Regions from separate parts of the Homo sapiens genome. Here region 2 is linked to region 1. A link is an interaction called in ENCODE POLR2A ChIA-PET data of the cell type or tissue named here. Cell type or tissue: A673. All regions are shown on one strand. Each heading gives the region's core, and the rest is flanking DNA. Links, peaks and the distances in the headings are about the cores only.

The links. ChIA-PET counts read pairs that join two places held together with the same protein. Peaks named below come from ENCODE experiments on the same cell type or tissue, not always from the same donor. Only the 100,000 strongest peaks of a DNase experiment are listed, where the experiment ranks them.
Region 2: POLR2A ChIA-PET joins it to region 1 with 7 read pairs; 1 of 35 experiments calls an interaction of 5 or more read pairs at or near these places.

Annotation. Positions count from the first base shown.
Region 1 is chr5:167,891,118-167,898,670 of GRCh38, forward strand. All of the region lies in intron 5 of TENM2 (teneurin transmembrane protein 2), which reads left to right. Among named protein-coding and RNA genes, the nearest start is that of TENM2-AS3, 59 kb to the right of the region's middle. In A673, for the core only: a CTCF peak has its summit at 5,424; DNase peaks (open chromatin) are centred at 2,304, 3,454, 4,024, 4,644 and 1 weaker place; H3K27ac peaks cover 3,898 bases.
Region 2 is chr5:168,014,962-168,022,514 of GRCh38, forward strand. The region is part of intron 7 of TENM2 (teneurin transmembrane protein 2); the gene reads left to right. Among named protein-coding and RNA genes, the nearest start is that of TENM2-AS3, 65 kb to the left of the region's middle. In A673, for the core only: a CTCF peak has its summit at 6,145 (motif pointing left); no DNase peak of the experiment used is centred there; H3K27ac peaks cover 922 bases.

The DNA.
Region 1 (7,553 bases), core at 1,685-5,684:
AAAAAAAATAGGTTGTTTACTTATTTTGTGTTACATGAAGATATATAGATAGATAGGTACCTCTAACCTCTACTCTCAATGATGTATTTGTTTACCAAGTACAGTTGTAACTGCTAATAGACAAATTTTGTGGTTCCTTTGCACAATTACTCTCTTTTTTGTTTGTTTCTTTGTTTGAGACAGAGTCTCCCTCTGTCACACAGGCTGGAGTGCAGTGGTGCAACCTCCACTCACTGCAGCCTCAGCCTTCCCAGTTGAAGTGATTCTCCTGCCTCAGCCTCCTGATTACAATTACTCTTCATTTCAGTGCTTTCCTAGCTGGACTTCTTAACAAGTACATACAATTAGGAGGAAGGAAAGCTTAAGTGGGCCATGAAAAGGTCAGGTGAGTTTTAGGGATCCTGGACCCAATATCCTTATTACATAGCTGGGGCTTATGCTGACCCACTAAGATCAGTGCTAAGGGAGTTACAAGCAGAATTCAAACTCAAGTTTTTGTTACTGTTTTTATGTTTGACACGGGAGTATACAGCATGGGAGATCACCTCACCTCTGGCTCTGAGGTTGGTACTCAGAAGCTGTGGACTGTCAGCATATTTTGATTAAACACCTATCATGTGTCCACCATGTCACAGGTGCTGGGCATTGCCTGGGTCTGAAGATCTATCATCGCATCTGAGCCAGGTCCTTGGCTTCCTTCTGGCATTCTGTTTGACACTGATGAGTTCTGAGACCTTGCTGGCCTTGACTTGCCCACTTCCTCACAGCAGCACAGGCTCAGCATGAGATCCTCTTTTCCAGAATAACCCAGAGACTTCCTGGACTTGATTGAGTTGTAGCTTGCTTTGGAAAAGATTCCAACTTTTACAAAGTGAAATTTCCTATGCTAAGCAAACTCTATTTATATTTTATTGTATTCTGTTGTCAGATGCTGCAAGTACTTGAAAGGAGCTTGTGATATAACATATTCTTGATTGTAATATAGCATTGTAAGCACATTATGGACTGAATTACAACATTTCATGAGAAGAAAAGAGAAGTGCTACATTAAACGTACACATTATTCATAAAGCTTCTAATTCCAGGAAAATTAAACTTGAAAAAATTATTTTCCAGAATGGATGATCTGTAGCACATAGGTTCTTATAAGTCAAATACAGTTCCTTATAAATACATGGAAGATATGTGCCCAACTCATATGCAGGCCTAGAGTAGTAAGTTTTGCACAACCTGAATCAAATTAGGTCAGTCTTCTAAGAAACATTCCCATGTTACAATGCAACCAAACTTTAACAGGGCCTCTAGGCAGAGGAGTGGTTTTCCTCTCTTGGGTGGAGAACCAAAAATGTAGCACTCTTCATTGTCAAGGTGTATAGCAAAGCATAGATCATGAGGGGAGAGCTTACACAGAATGGCATGGCATATGCCATCCAGAATCCACTGTGCAGCTGCTTAGGGATAGGAGTGTTTCCATTTTCAAAACCACATAAGTTTCAGAGGTCAAGCTTAGCAAAGCAGCTTGAAAAGTGTGTACTTAGTAGGCTTGGGGAAAAGTTGGAAGCCCATGCCCTCATTTTGCCTCGATTATAGTTCTGCAAAAACCCTCTCTTAAGAGCTCCAAAGTCTATGCCTTATTCCCTTCCCCATTTGGACTATTGTTACCCTGGGCAAGTTCTTTAATTAACTTCTCTGTGTTTTAGTTTCACCATTTATAACACAGAGATAATTATACTTCAAGATAATGTGTGGAAAAAAATACCTCTCCATTGCACAATGAGAAGTGGACATGCAAGTTATCATGATTGTTTATTAATAGCAATAACATCCCACATGAACAGTGGAATCAGCACTCTTCCCCACAGAACTCAGAACCTTTGTCCTGATTAACTCATTATGACTGACATTAACTCTGAGATTTTGCTGGCGGCAATGTGGAGGGAGAGTATTACCTTTTGGCTAGGTTTCTTCTTGTCCTGAGGTCTTTTTATTCTTCATCGGCACCTCCTGTAAGTAACTGGGTTTGGGCTGCTCAGAAATTCCTGTCTGTGATAAATAAGGGAAATTTCAGACAGGATGGTAACTCCATAGCTATTCAGGCCAAAGAGTTGGTAGACCATTAAAAACAATTCACATCCTTCATGTTCTGGGTTTAAATATGCATATTTCCATGGTCTTACTCCCTCCAAAATTGGTCAGACCAGTTCAAGGTTGGATGACAGATGTGAGCAAATCAGCGTCAGACAAGTTGAGCAGACTTTAACTTCCTATATTGTAGTAGAAAATTCCTCTCATAAAACAACGAGGCGCACGTATCAAGACCCCTGCTGTGTCCAATTAGACTTCTTTAAAAAGGAACAACCTCTTTAACTCTGTGAGTTTCTGGGGGCTGTTTATCTTTTCCTTTTGGCTTATCACAACTCTTAAATTACCTTGGCATATGCTTCGTTGCTAGTATTTTCTTGTATTTTCTTTTTTTCCGTTGCCACAGGAAACAAACAAAAAAGGTTTTTTTGTTGTTTTTTTTTTTTTAGTAAGAGGCATTTCAAGAACGTGTTAGAGGGAGAAAGAATGTTGCTTAATGAAATAAAGAAGAGATAATTTCCAAACGCTTTTAAAACTACATAGTAGGACAATCATTCAAGTATGGGATGCACCCTTAAGCAAGATTAGGTCTTATGGGTGACAGAGGAACTAAGTTTGGTGTGTCAGCCTTGATTTCTTATTACCCTAGTTCCTGCGCTTCATACAAATTTAAGATCCAAGCAATTATGCCTAACGTGCTCTTGAATACGGTAAAATCATGCATTTTATGTAGTCAGTAATAAAAATACTGCAGTCGTTTTTCCATCCAAAGATACAGTCCCATTATGAATAATGAGTCCTAGAAAAATATAGCAAGGTAGTCCAATGCGGCAGCATAATCATTTATGCATCTACCAAACCTCTTTCACAGTTCAAGAAGTTTAATAGACGATCAATTCCTTGAGGGCAGAAGCTTTCTTATTTATCTTTGTATCTTTGTTACCCAGTAAGCACCATTCCTGGCACATCAAAAATCACAGATGATGGATGGATGGATGGATGGATGGATAGATGATGAATGGAGAAAAAATACTTCCCTCTTTTGGTCTTTGAAGTTTCTGGGTATTACCAGTGAAGATACAGAGTATAGGGCAAGGTTCTCATACCTAACAATCAGGCCAAACCAGCACGTTTAATAAAATGTTTTTTCATTGCCCTTAGAATAAAACCCAGATCGTTTATTGTGGCTAGTGTGATGTGATTTGGCCACAGGCTAACATTCATAACTTCAGCTCCTTCCATTCTCCTTTTCTCTCCCCACTCTGTGACTAGACTTCTTTGCATTCTTTGGAAACATCCAAACTCTTTCCTCTGACAGCCTTGTACTTCCTGTTCCATCTGCCCAGAATCTTTCCCCCTATCTTTCCATGGCTGGTATGGTCATTCACTATACTCAAATATCATTCCTTGGATACCCCTGCCCCATCCAAATTTGTTCCCCTCCTCCCTTTCAGTATCCTCAACACCCAACAGTGCCCTGCACTTAGTATGCACTCCATAAATATCTGTTGGATGGTTGACAAATTATTGTGCATATTTTGCAAATATTTAATGTTACTATTGTATATTTAACTTAAAAATTACTGAGGTTTTTCTTCTTCCCAAACTCCAATTAAAAAGCAAACAACCAAAAACTCAAAACAAAGGTGAAAATGTTTCTTTTGTTTTATTCTCGTAACTTACTAGAAGCTAAGAGGTTGCCTCTTCTACTCACCCTGGAAAGAAGGAAGGAAGGAAGGAAGGAAGGAAGGAAGGAAGGAAGGAAGGAAGGAAGGAAGGAAGGAAGGAAGGAGGGAAGGAAGGAAGGAAGGGAGGGAGGGAGGGAGGGAGGCAGGGAGGACGGAAAACTTAGAAAAGACTGAATTAAACAAAGCTTAAGAAAAACAGAGTCGTAAAACTTCTCAGGGCCTTTAACATGTTTATGTGAACTGAGACTTTCTATTAGAATAGAGGCTTTACTTCTCAAAGTTATTTGACCAGAGAGCATTTTTCCTCCTCCTCTCCCTCCTCCTCTTCCTCTCCCCCTCCTCCTCTTCTCCTCTTCCTCCTCTCCTTCCTTCTTCTTTCTCAGAGTACTTTTGAGACTAATCTTTGATGGCATACATTTTGGGAAACAATAAAGTAGGAACCACCATCTGCTGAGCATTTTCTGTGCCCTAGGCACTGTACTAGGCATTTTAAGTTTGTCACTTGCTTTGGTTCTCGTCCTTTCATTAATGAAGGAAATGAGCCTCACAGAGTTTAGCTAACTTGACCAAATGCATGTAACCATCAAATCAAGCACAGCAGCTACGATTTGAACCATTGCTGCTTGATTCCAATGGCTTTGATCTTCTCACTGCTATGTACTACTTCGCAAAATATTACTTCTAATTAATTAAAACAGAGGTTCTCACTCTCAAATACATACAAAGCTTATAAAATACAAACTCCTGGACCCTATGCCAGATTTATTTAATTCACTATGTCTGAGTTGGGATCCAAAAATTTGCATTTCTAGCAGGCTCCCAGGTGATGCCTGTTTCTCTGGCCTGGGGCCCACATTTTGAGAACCATTGACTTAAAGCCCTGCGATTCCTGTTTAATGATCTTTGCAATAATGTTATTAGAAGCTTAAGAAGCTGAAGACTTTTTCAATTAGTTTATACTGCCTTTGTTAATGCAGAGAACTAGATAACAGGGAGCTCAACAATTCATTTCAATTCCACAAATGTTTATTGAGCATCTACTGTTATAGACGTTATGCAACATACAGGAAATCTGAGATAACTAAGACCAGGTACTTGGCCTTAAGGGTACTTTAGTCTAGTTAATGGCAGCATGAGGTGGATGAAGCTTTAAGAAGAACAAAAGCAAACAGATGGTTGTGAGTCAGCAGGTCAGGCAGTCTGATAGATGTCGACCCAGTGCCAGCATGGCACATCGCGGCCCTCCCCACCTGGGCTAGAGCTGGGACTGGGGAAAGCCTTCCCACAGAGATGGCACCTGATTGGCATCCTAATCATGATCAGTAGTCAGCTGGGGTGGAGGATTTTAGGAAATGCCAGCAGCAAGTGCAAAGGCTTGGAGAGACGAGAAAACATGGGGCCTTTGGGGAAAGCTTGAATAGCTAAAGGAAAGACTAGCACACAGATGTGTCCAGATTTAGGTTAGCAGAGGGGAATGACTGGATTGAGGCTGGAATCTGGCTGTGAAGGCCCTTGTCTGCCTTCCGTGGATTATACACAAAAGTCAGAGCAATGTTTAAGAGAACTCATGGTTGAGACATGTGGCTTCCAACCATTCTTCAGGCATGCATTCCTTTCATAAATAACTTTGCAACCCTACTGGCTGATGAGGGCGGTACAAAGAGGATTGAAACACTGAATCTGTCCTCTAGGAAGAGAAATAAAACATTTACAATCTAAAATCCAATACAAAGGTGGAAATGTGCCCTTATTAAAAAGCACGGAGACATAGGAAGAAGTCCTGGAACAGCAAAGAGGGAAAGGTCACTCCATTTATGATAACTCTGGTAAAAGAGTCAAAGATGGGAAGCAAAGCAGGTGCCATTATCAACCTCGCAATACCTTTATGGATATTTTTACAGATGGTTCTCTTAGTCACCTCAAAGAGTGCCAGGATAGAAGCTGGGAAGTGGAAACTCCGAAAGCTGTTAGAGAGGAATTGCCTTTAGAATCACGCTTGCTTTTTCCTCGTTGCTAAAACGTCCAGAAAATAGCTAGCATGTGCGTTTCCCCAGCCTGATTAAAGAGTGCATGTGCAAGCCTCTAAATAATTGCTGCATGAATCTTTATAACCACCCGAAATGAGCTTAACTCGGTTGGTCTACGATGGCAGAAAGGCTTATAATGTGAGGCTCATCATTCTATCACGCATCAAAGAATGGGAGGCAGAAGCCCTGTTCCATTCTCCCCTCGCTTCCTGATTAATCCACACTTTTAGAATATGAGTAAGGGCTGACTGATGAGCTGGTTTAGTTTAGCTTTGTAGGATTTTTCCTCCAATTTAGCAAGCAATGAGGACCCGCACTATTTCTACTCTTTCATTTGGCTCTTAAGTCTCATTTGTGCCATTAGCTGAACTGGTACCTTTTTTTTTTCCCTCCTGCTCAGAATTCAGAGACTTGTCCTTCTCTTGTAATTATAAAGTGCTCACAATCAAGACAGCCCTGGTAAACTTTTCTTTTTGGCACAAAAACAATATTAGCTAAAGAGCTGGTTGTAACACAGATGCTTAGAAAAAGTAGGAAAAAATCAGGTCTTAAAAAGATTTATAAACCCCATTCCAGCTTGTATTCATCATCTTCCTTTCTTGCTATACACCCTGGAGAATAAAGGATGCTATTTACAATGATCCCTGTCAGGAGATGTTGAATACAGACTTATCTGCCTGCCAGGTCACAATTACCTTTAAAATCTAAATGAAATGAAGGAAGAGAAACCGCATTTTTCCCAGTAATGGGATATTCCAGCCATAGTCTCATTGGCACCCACAGTCTTTGCCTCATTTGTGAGGGCTGCCTCAGGTTTGTCAAAGGGTCCTTATTTTAGAAGAAAGATATACAGATATATAGATATATAGATTGATAGCTAAGTAGGTAGATATAGGTAGGATGGTATGGAGAGAACGAAACAGAGAACTAAGTTTATGAGCCTGGGAATTTCAGTTGGGTAATCCGTAGTAAATTGTTTTTTTTTTTTTTTTTTTTGCATCTGCTGGGCACCGGGTACTACCTTAAACATTGGAAGCAGCATGAACTCCAGCCCCTTCGTGGTGGGCAAAGTGATTGGAGAGGCAAGAGATTTGCACACAGAAGACATGACTTCCCCCTACCTCCTGCTGATCTGGGTTTGTCATTGAAGAGCCCTTTGCTATAGCATTGCTTAGGACTCCTTAGTTTACTCAAACCTAATGAAATGTGGTTTTCCTCTCCATAAACCACCTTTGGATGTTGCCAATAGAGAGAATAATTTACTGCTATGGTTCTCAAATTTTGGTCCTCACAGACAAACAACATCACCAGCTCCTGGAAACTAGTTAGAAATGCAAGTCCTCAGCACTCTACCTCTCTCCTTTCCCTGGACCTAGGGAATTGGAAATTCTAGGGGTGGGGCCCATAAAGCTGTGGTTTAACCAGCTTTCCAATGAGTCTAATATATGCTAACGTCTGAGAAGCACTGATCTAGTAGCTTGGACTTGCTTAGCTATCCCTTTAAGCTTAAATTGGCAGCCTAGGCCAGTCACTGGAATCACCTCAGGAGTTTGAAACAATGTAAATGCCGGGATGCCAACCCAGAAACTCTGATGTAATAGGGCCAGGCAGCAGCCTGGACACCACAGTGTTTAAAAGCTGCCCAGATGCTCTTGAGAAAGAGTTCATATGGAAGCAAGTGTAAGAGGAGCTGGGGGAGAGAGACTGGAGATGTACAGATATTTAGTTGATTACTGCAAGACCTAAACCAGGCTCT
Region 2 (7,553 bases), core at 2,439-6,438, 120 kb after region 1:
GATCTGTGTAGACTGGTGAAGCTTCATCTGCTTTGCAGGCATTGCTTTGGCTAAACAAGCCTGTAACTGATCCCTCTTGCTATAAACCAGCCTAAGTAGCCTCTTACCATCAGCCAGTACTCTGCTACCATCCTCCTTCTATAGCAGGACCACAGATGGAAAGGAAAGCTGCTTCCTCTCAAGTAAAGGACCGAAGACTGAGGGAAATTTTGCTTTTTGTAGGCAATAGCACAGTTTCCCCCTTTCCTCCTGACTGGAGACAGACAGTGCAGGAAATGATGGGAAAAAGCAAATCATGCTTTATGTTTGAGAGGCACCTCATGACTCTGTGGTGGACAGCAGGCATTATTAGCTGCATTTTACAATGGCAGAAACAGGCCTGGGCAGGGGAAAGAACTTGTCCACGACACAAGGCTAGCAAACAGCAGGTCTAGGCCCAGTACCCGGGTAGCCAGACTCCAAACAATATGCTCTTTCCACAGTGACATTCGGCACTGCAGCAGAGAACGAGAATAAAGTGCTTCTGAGTTGAACTGACAGAAGCTTCTAGAATCGGAAAGAGAAAGAATGCCGCAAAGAAGACTAAGGCACTTATTCCATGTGCTGCGCCTCAAGGAGAAGTCTGTTTAGTTTGGGAGACCAGAGTGCCTCAAATGGCGTCTCCCCAGTGGCTTTCTTGAGTTTGGGATTTGTCCACTTCATGATTGCTTCTTTTCTGTGGTGGGTGTTTCCCATTCCTTCTCTGAGTCAGCAAACAGCCATGAGAAAAGTTTCCTCCCGTTTTTCTCATCCTCATTCCTGAGGATAAAAAAACCTCTCCTTCAGATCAGAAGGGAAGGCAGAATGATAGTAGCTAACACATGGTGAGCATTAATGATGCTTCAAGTTGAGGGCTTTCCTTGAATCCCTCGTTTAATTCTCTCCGTAAGAAGAATTGTCCCCATTTGGCAGATGGGAAAACCAAGTCTTAGAAAGTTTCAGTAACTTGCCCAAGGTTGCACCGCTGGAGAGAAGCGGCACAAACTTGAAATCAAGAGGCCTATATTCCCCTCCTTCTGCACTGTTAACCTGAGCTGCAACCAGGGACAAGCATGCACCTTTCCAGAGCCTTGGTTCCTCCATCATAACATTTATGCAACACTCACTCTATGCTGGTCACTAGGCTTTCCCTGCATCAACACATTTAACCCTCACAACAACCCTATGGGATTGTACTCTTTTTATCTCCATTTCACAGATGAGGACACTGAGGCTTACGGATGTTAAGTAGCTTGTCCAAGGTTGTACAGATAGGAACTGCCCTAATGAAACACCCGTGCACTGAACCATAATGCTCCATCACCTCCCATGGGGAGTCCCCAACGCCCTTCAACTCTGTCTTACTATCATTCCATTATTTTATCTGACAAACGGTATATATTTTTTCTTCCTGAAAGCAGCAGCTTCATAGTGAGTTCCTGCAACATTTCAAGGAGCATTCATTATCTTCATTTTATTCCCACTTTATAGATGCAGAAACTGAAGCATAAATCAAATAACTTGCTAAGAGTAAAACAATTAGTGAAGAGCAAGAGTGGCTTCAAAGTCAGACCTGCCGAATTCCAACACCCATGTTAACGTAGGTTCTGTGGAGCTGGCACTCAGAAACCACGTCTACTGCCTCTTGGCCTTGACCTCGTATGAGCAGTGAAATCATAATCCCCAAGCACCTTCTCAGTGGGAGGTGAAGGAGGTAGCTTGCTTGGTAGCTAACAGCAAAACCTCTGAAATCGGATAGAATGGCGCTGGAATCCCCACTCTTCCACTTACTGACTGCATGACTCTGAGCAAGTTACTTCACCTCTCTGAAATAGTTTTGTCATCTATAAAATGGTAATAATAAATGCACCCATCTCCAAGAGTCATTGCAAAGATTATATTAGATGTTGTATGCACAGCTTTTTGCAAAGTGCATGGTACAAAGTGCTCAATGATTGTTAGAAGAGATTAGAGTTGACCTCATAGGATCACCACACTGAGCCACCCAGGATGGGACTCAACCTTGCAATGGGCTTCATCTCCTAGAAGGCACCCTGCTCTGGTCCTTATGATCTGCACTGACCAGTTAGCAGCCTCTCTTGCCCCTCAAGATTTCTTCACTTCCTTTGTACTGAGTCAGCTAGAGGGACCACTCATCATTTCACCAAAGTAAAAGGAAGTAGAGACAATTGATGATTGATGTTAGAAGCAGGGGACAGGGGTAGAAAGCATGTGGGCTTCAGATCTGTTCAGACCCAGGTTTGAATTTGGATATCACTTAAACCTCCCTAAGTTTCAGATTATCATTTTAGAGCAGCAGCATGAGGATAATAATGTTCACCTTTGCAGAGTTATTAAGAATAAACAAGAGGAAAATTATAAAGTGTTGTGACATGTAATAAGACAATGGCTATTATTTTTAGATTGGCCAACTCGTTTGCATGGAGCTCTTCGTGACAGACCATTGAGAAGTGACCTGAGTTCCACAAATGTCCTTTGCTCACTTTATTTGGCACTGTTTGTGTGGTGAACTTTCCCCACTCTGGGTGTGGCTGGTCAGTCTCTTACAGTGTGTGGCTAGCAGATCACCTTTGAATAACATCTGTGGCTATTTAATTTGTACTGGGGAAAGAAAGAAGTATTACAAGGAAAGCAGGCTGCCCCGTTGGGATGCTCAAGGCCCATTTTCTTGCACTTAGCCTAGGATTGGCATCTCTTGGTCAATGTGGGTCACCTTCCTGAGAATAAAGGGGCTTCATTGGCTCAATAATTATCCCAACTGTTTTTTCAGTTGTGGCTATTTGAGAAAGAGGTTTCATATGTCAGGAGTACAAAATAGAGACTGACTTCATCGATCTTTATGCCATTTTTGCCCTTCATCGTTGATGTCATTTGACTCTTCAGGCCCCCCTTCTCCCGTCACTTTCTTCTTGACATAATAGCTTTCTTCTGTTCCGTCCCCATCTTCCCATCTGCTCTTTCTCATAGCTCCCTCTTCTACACCTCGTACTTTCCGGCCTCTGCACTTCCACTGTTGGGCAACAGAAGAGCTGTCTTTGTTTAAGCTTAAACTTTATCTTCTGGCAAAATGGAGAAATTAACTGCCTACCAGCATCTCGGAGTTGGTTGTGGGGTTCATAGGTTCATACGTGTTAATTGTTTTAAAAATTCTCCTTACTATAGCAATGCAAGAATCACTAATCTTTCTCTCTTTCCCTTTCTCCCTATTCCTCTTCTCCTCTCCACATTAAGTCTGATTTTTTTCTCTCTCTGAATTTATCCAGCTTACATAATTTGCCTTTTCATTTTGTGAATGGAGATAATTTGTGAATAGAAATTACTTCCAAATGTTTCAAAAATATTTTCTAAGCATTTGCTTTAACATGGTGTTGTGAGCTCTTTTTTTTTTTTCCTCTTTCTTTTTTTTTCATAAGGAAATAAGTATTTCCAGGGAAATGAGCTTTAGGGGGAGAAAAGGATTGCATTTCACTCTCTTCTTGGGTCTCTTTTGTTGATGACAATTTTGAGCTGGAGTAACTGCAGATATTGACTTGTCGACCACCTGGGGTGGAGGGGGACAGTTTTATTCAGACTCCTGCCCAGGAAGTCCCAGGAAGGAATAGGATAGGAGGGAGGAGAGAGGAGAGGGTAAATGAATTCAGAAAATAGAGCTAGCCTGGAAACTGATGACTTTTTAGGTGAGAGATTCCCTACATCAATATTTTAATTTTAAGACACATTCTTATACTTGGGTTGATTCTGGGGTGCCTCCTAAGGACAGACTTTGTCCTTTATTCATTAATTCAGCAAGCATTCACTAAAAACTTCCTTCTCTCTAAGACCTTAGTGATGCAGAAATGGGTGACTGAGGTCCCTGTCCCCGAGGAGATCTCCATCACACACAGAGAAAATAGATGTGCACACTATCACTTATAACACAAGACCAAGGAGACCACGCCTGTGCTAGCATGGAAGTGAGCACGGGGAGAAGAAAAGGAGTCGTCTGTCTGTTGGTATCAGAGAGTACTTTAGAGGGGAGATGGCATTTGATATGTAGCTAGAAGGGTGCATAGGATTTTGGCAGAAGGGAAAGAGGGGAGAAATACCTTTCAGGAATAAGAACACCAAGTGCAGTGATTAAAGCCTGGGAAATCATGGTGAGTAGAATGCCACGTATCATTAACACTGGAGCAAAAAGTATACAAGGATCTAGGGTATTGATGGAAAAGGTATTGGGGAGAAGGACAGCATGACAACAAGCCTTTCATGCCATAAGAATGTGTATTTGGATTTGATTCTTAAGTGACTCAAAACCCGCCAACAATTCTGAGTGGAAGAGGGCATGGAGCCGTCTGGCAGCCCCATGCAGAATGAAGTGATGGGGTGAAAACTAGATGAGAGCCAAGGAGGCCATTCCAAAGCCCAGAAAGAGGAGACTGTGAATAAAACAAGAACAATGGCAGGGCAGGCAGAGAGGAGAGGAGACATGAGGGAGACATCATAGAGGTTGAATGTCCTGGTTTGATCATTGACTGAATCTGGTGGGAGGGGAAAGGAGACATCAGGCATAATTCAGTCCATTGATCAGCCTTTTGCTCGATACTGGACAGAGTAACCTGGAGCCAGCCCCTGGGAAAAAGGGGTAGAGGGTAAAAGAAAGTTTCCTGTTCCTATAATGTACAATGAATAATCAGCTGCAATTTCAGTGGATGTCAGCTGGGCTAGATGATGCTGGAGTTTCTGGGACAAAAGATGCACTTCCTAAGTTATTTTCATGCATGTAATGAAAAAATTAGAAGACAGCAGAATTGGGTTTAATAAACTTTCCTATTTTTAATTGCCACTGAATGATGTTTTAAGGACAATAAGTCCTTAGAGGAAAGAAAAGGCTTTAAAAGCACCCACTTCTTCTCTTCCATTGAAATGACATGTTTCACCTATGTGATGACTTAATTGCCTAAGAGCAAGGAACAGTGGAACTACAGATAACCTTAGTTGGGCTTTAGAGCAGGGAATGGATTTCTACCTATATGGCAATTATATACCATGTTCTCTGAGGGTTAGGATCCACACTGGGCTTCAGAATTGTGCTTAGAGGGGCCAGGGTTTAGATTGTTAGGATTTACAATCAGCATCAAATTGGGAAGAGAATGTCGAGGATGTAGGTCAATATCAGTCAAGTTCATTTAGACCTCCCCCGACCCAAATATATACTTGCCACTTTGCTACAAAAGACAAGGTTAGGGGCTACAAGGTGACACCCGAGACTTCTTTAGTGGATATTTAGAGTTCGCCCATTCTCCAGAGATAAGAAAGAAGGATTCTCCAAAACCCAGACCCTTAGACCTCAAGCGAAGGTCTTGGAATAGACAGTACCCACATTCCTGCTGTCCTTTGCTTCTTGTGGAAGTTAATTTTGTGCTTGTTTAACATTTTTAATTGGCCCAACATGCTCCTGCAAGGCATTTTTCAGTCATTCTGTGTTTGACTTCACCTGGTTATGATTGTTTCCTGTTTTGGGTTTTTGACGTCGTCATTTTATCTTGTTTTCATGAGAGTATCATTCCCTGCTCACTGAGAGCCATTTGATTTTTCAGCAGCTTAGGTGGCAGATCTTGAAGACGGTTGCGTCTTCACCTTGGGGAGTGTCTTTCAGTGATTCGTGGTTGGGTAGGGTGGAACCTCCACCCGCCGGCTTCCCAAACTGATATGTTGGCTTTTCTGAACCTCCAAAGTTGCTAAGATACAGTGTGTCTTTGGACCCCTTCCAGGCTGTTTCCTTCCACACTCACAGCTTTGACGGAATATTTCCTCTGCCTGATATCGTTAGAAAGGTGACATGCCAAACCAAAGTTAGAGCCGTTACAAGACATTTCTTTGAGTGCAGTTTCCTTGGTTCACCCGTTCATCTGCTGTGCTGGAAGAAAAAAGTGAAATCAAAAAAGCTCTATTAAATAGATGTGCCAAGGAACGAGGAAAAAAAAGAAAAGTTTCTTCAACTTTTATATGCTCAGAATTGTCTCACAAGCATATTTTTGTTCCTTTCCTCTATTTAAAAATTGATAACCTAGAAAGTCAGGAGCAGGCTAGGAATCGTTTGTGGCACAAAAGTGGCACCTACTGGTAAGCCTTGGCTTAAATTTGAAGTTTAGATTTGTGCATGACCTTGACCAAAGTTATATCCTCCTGAGAATGCTTCCTAATGATTTTCTATGTCTGGAAGGGCAAACCCTCTTTAGATGTATAAATATTAAAAAGCACTTCTTAGGCATGAGGGCACTGGTTTCAGGGCTACAGAATGACTTTTTCAGCTTGTAATTAAAAACATGTACTGGATAACTAACCAGCAGCAGTATTTGCTTAAAGGAGCAAATGATTTAAAACTGATTGGGTTGCACACCAAAGTGGAGTGACCCATGGTGGCTGTTCTTACCTCTGGTTTCTCGAGGCATCCACCCAGCTCCCCGAGGTTCCTCAAGTCACTGGGTTCTTGAAACCCACAGCCTTCCTTTCCTTGCGTGTTTGGAGTTTTTGCTTTATCCTGGTATCCACGTTTTGTTTTTCATATCTTTACTCTGTATCTGAATATTTATTCCACGTTTTGGTTTTCATGTCTTTACTCTGTATCTGAATCTACAGAACTCACACTCAAGAAAAACCATGGCTCCCCCTGTTACAGTGCACACTCAAGTTTCATAAGAGACCCCAACACTGGCTGCACTCAGCAGGTCAAACAATCATTTTCAAAGGACCATAAGATTTTTTAAGAAACAGACTGTCCTACATATTTGAAATCTTTTTTTTTTTTTTTTCTATTTTAAAGGCAGATTCCACTGAATGCTGCAAAAGTAACAGAAATGATTAGGAACAGAGTTGTGACCTATCCAATTTCAAAAAAGAAAGGGAAGGGGTGAGATCTACCCCCTCCTAAGTGGTAACAGGCCCTTTCTGTTCATCTTCTCATCTAATTGTCTAAACAATCCTACATCACAAGATACTGTCATCAACTGCATTTTGCAGATGGGAACACTGAGACCTAGAGATTGTCTAGTGTGATATAACAATTAAGTGATCATTTTAGGAATCTTTCTCATTTTAAAATCAATATTGTACTCCTGGTGGTATAAATAAAGATGACCTTTGTTTATTCATTTACTCATCCATTCATTCCAAATATTCATTAAGCACCATGCATGAGCAGGCACCGTGCCGGGGGCTGGGGATGCAGCGCAGAGAAGAGCAGCCGGGAGCTCCGCTCCTCTGGAGTTTTCTCTCTGGTATCACTCCGAGAGTCTCCACATCCCAATTTGCTCTCTGCTCTGAGGGTCTTTTTTTAACCCCTAGGGGAGAAGTTGACAGATTGTGAACATCAATAGTTATTGAATTGGTTTTGTCCCAAGGCTTCTTAAAAACAGTTTTCAACGAGTGCCAAGCCCTAACTGTCTCCCAAATCCTACTGAAAGAAATCAGAGCAGGTTATGTTTTCATTGTCTAGCCACCCTTGGCCATGAGGCGCTGCATCCGGCTTTTTCTCT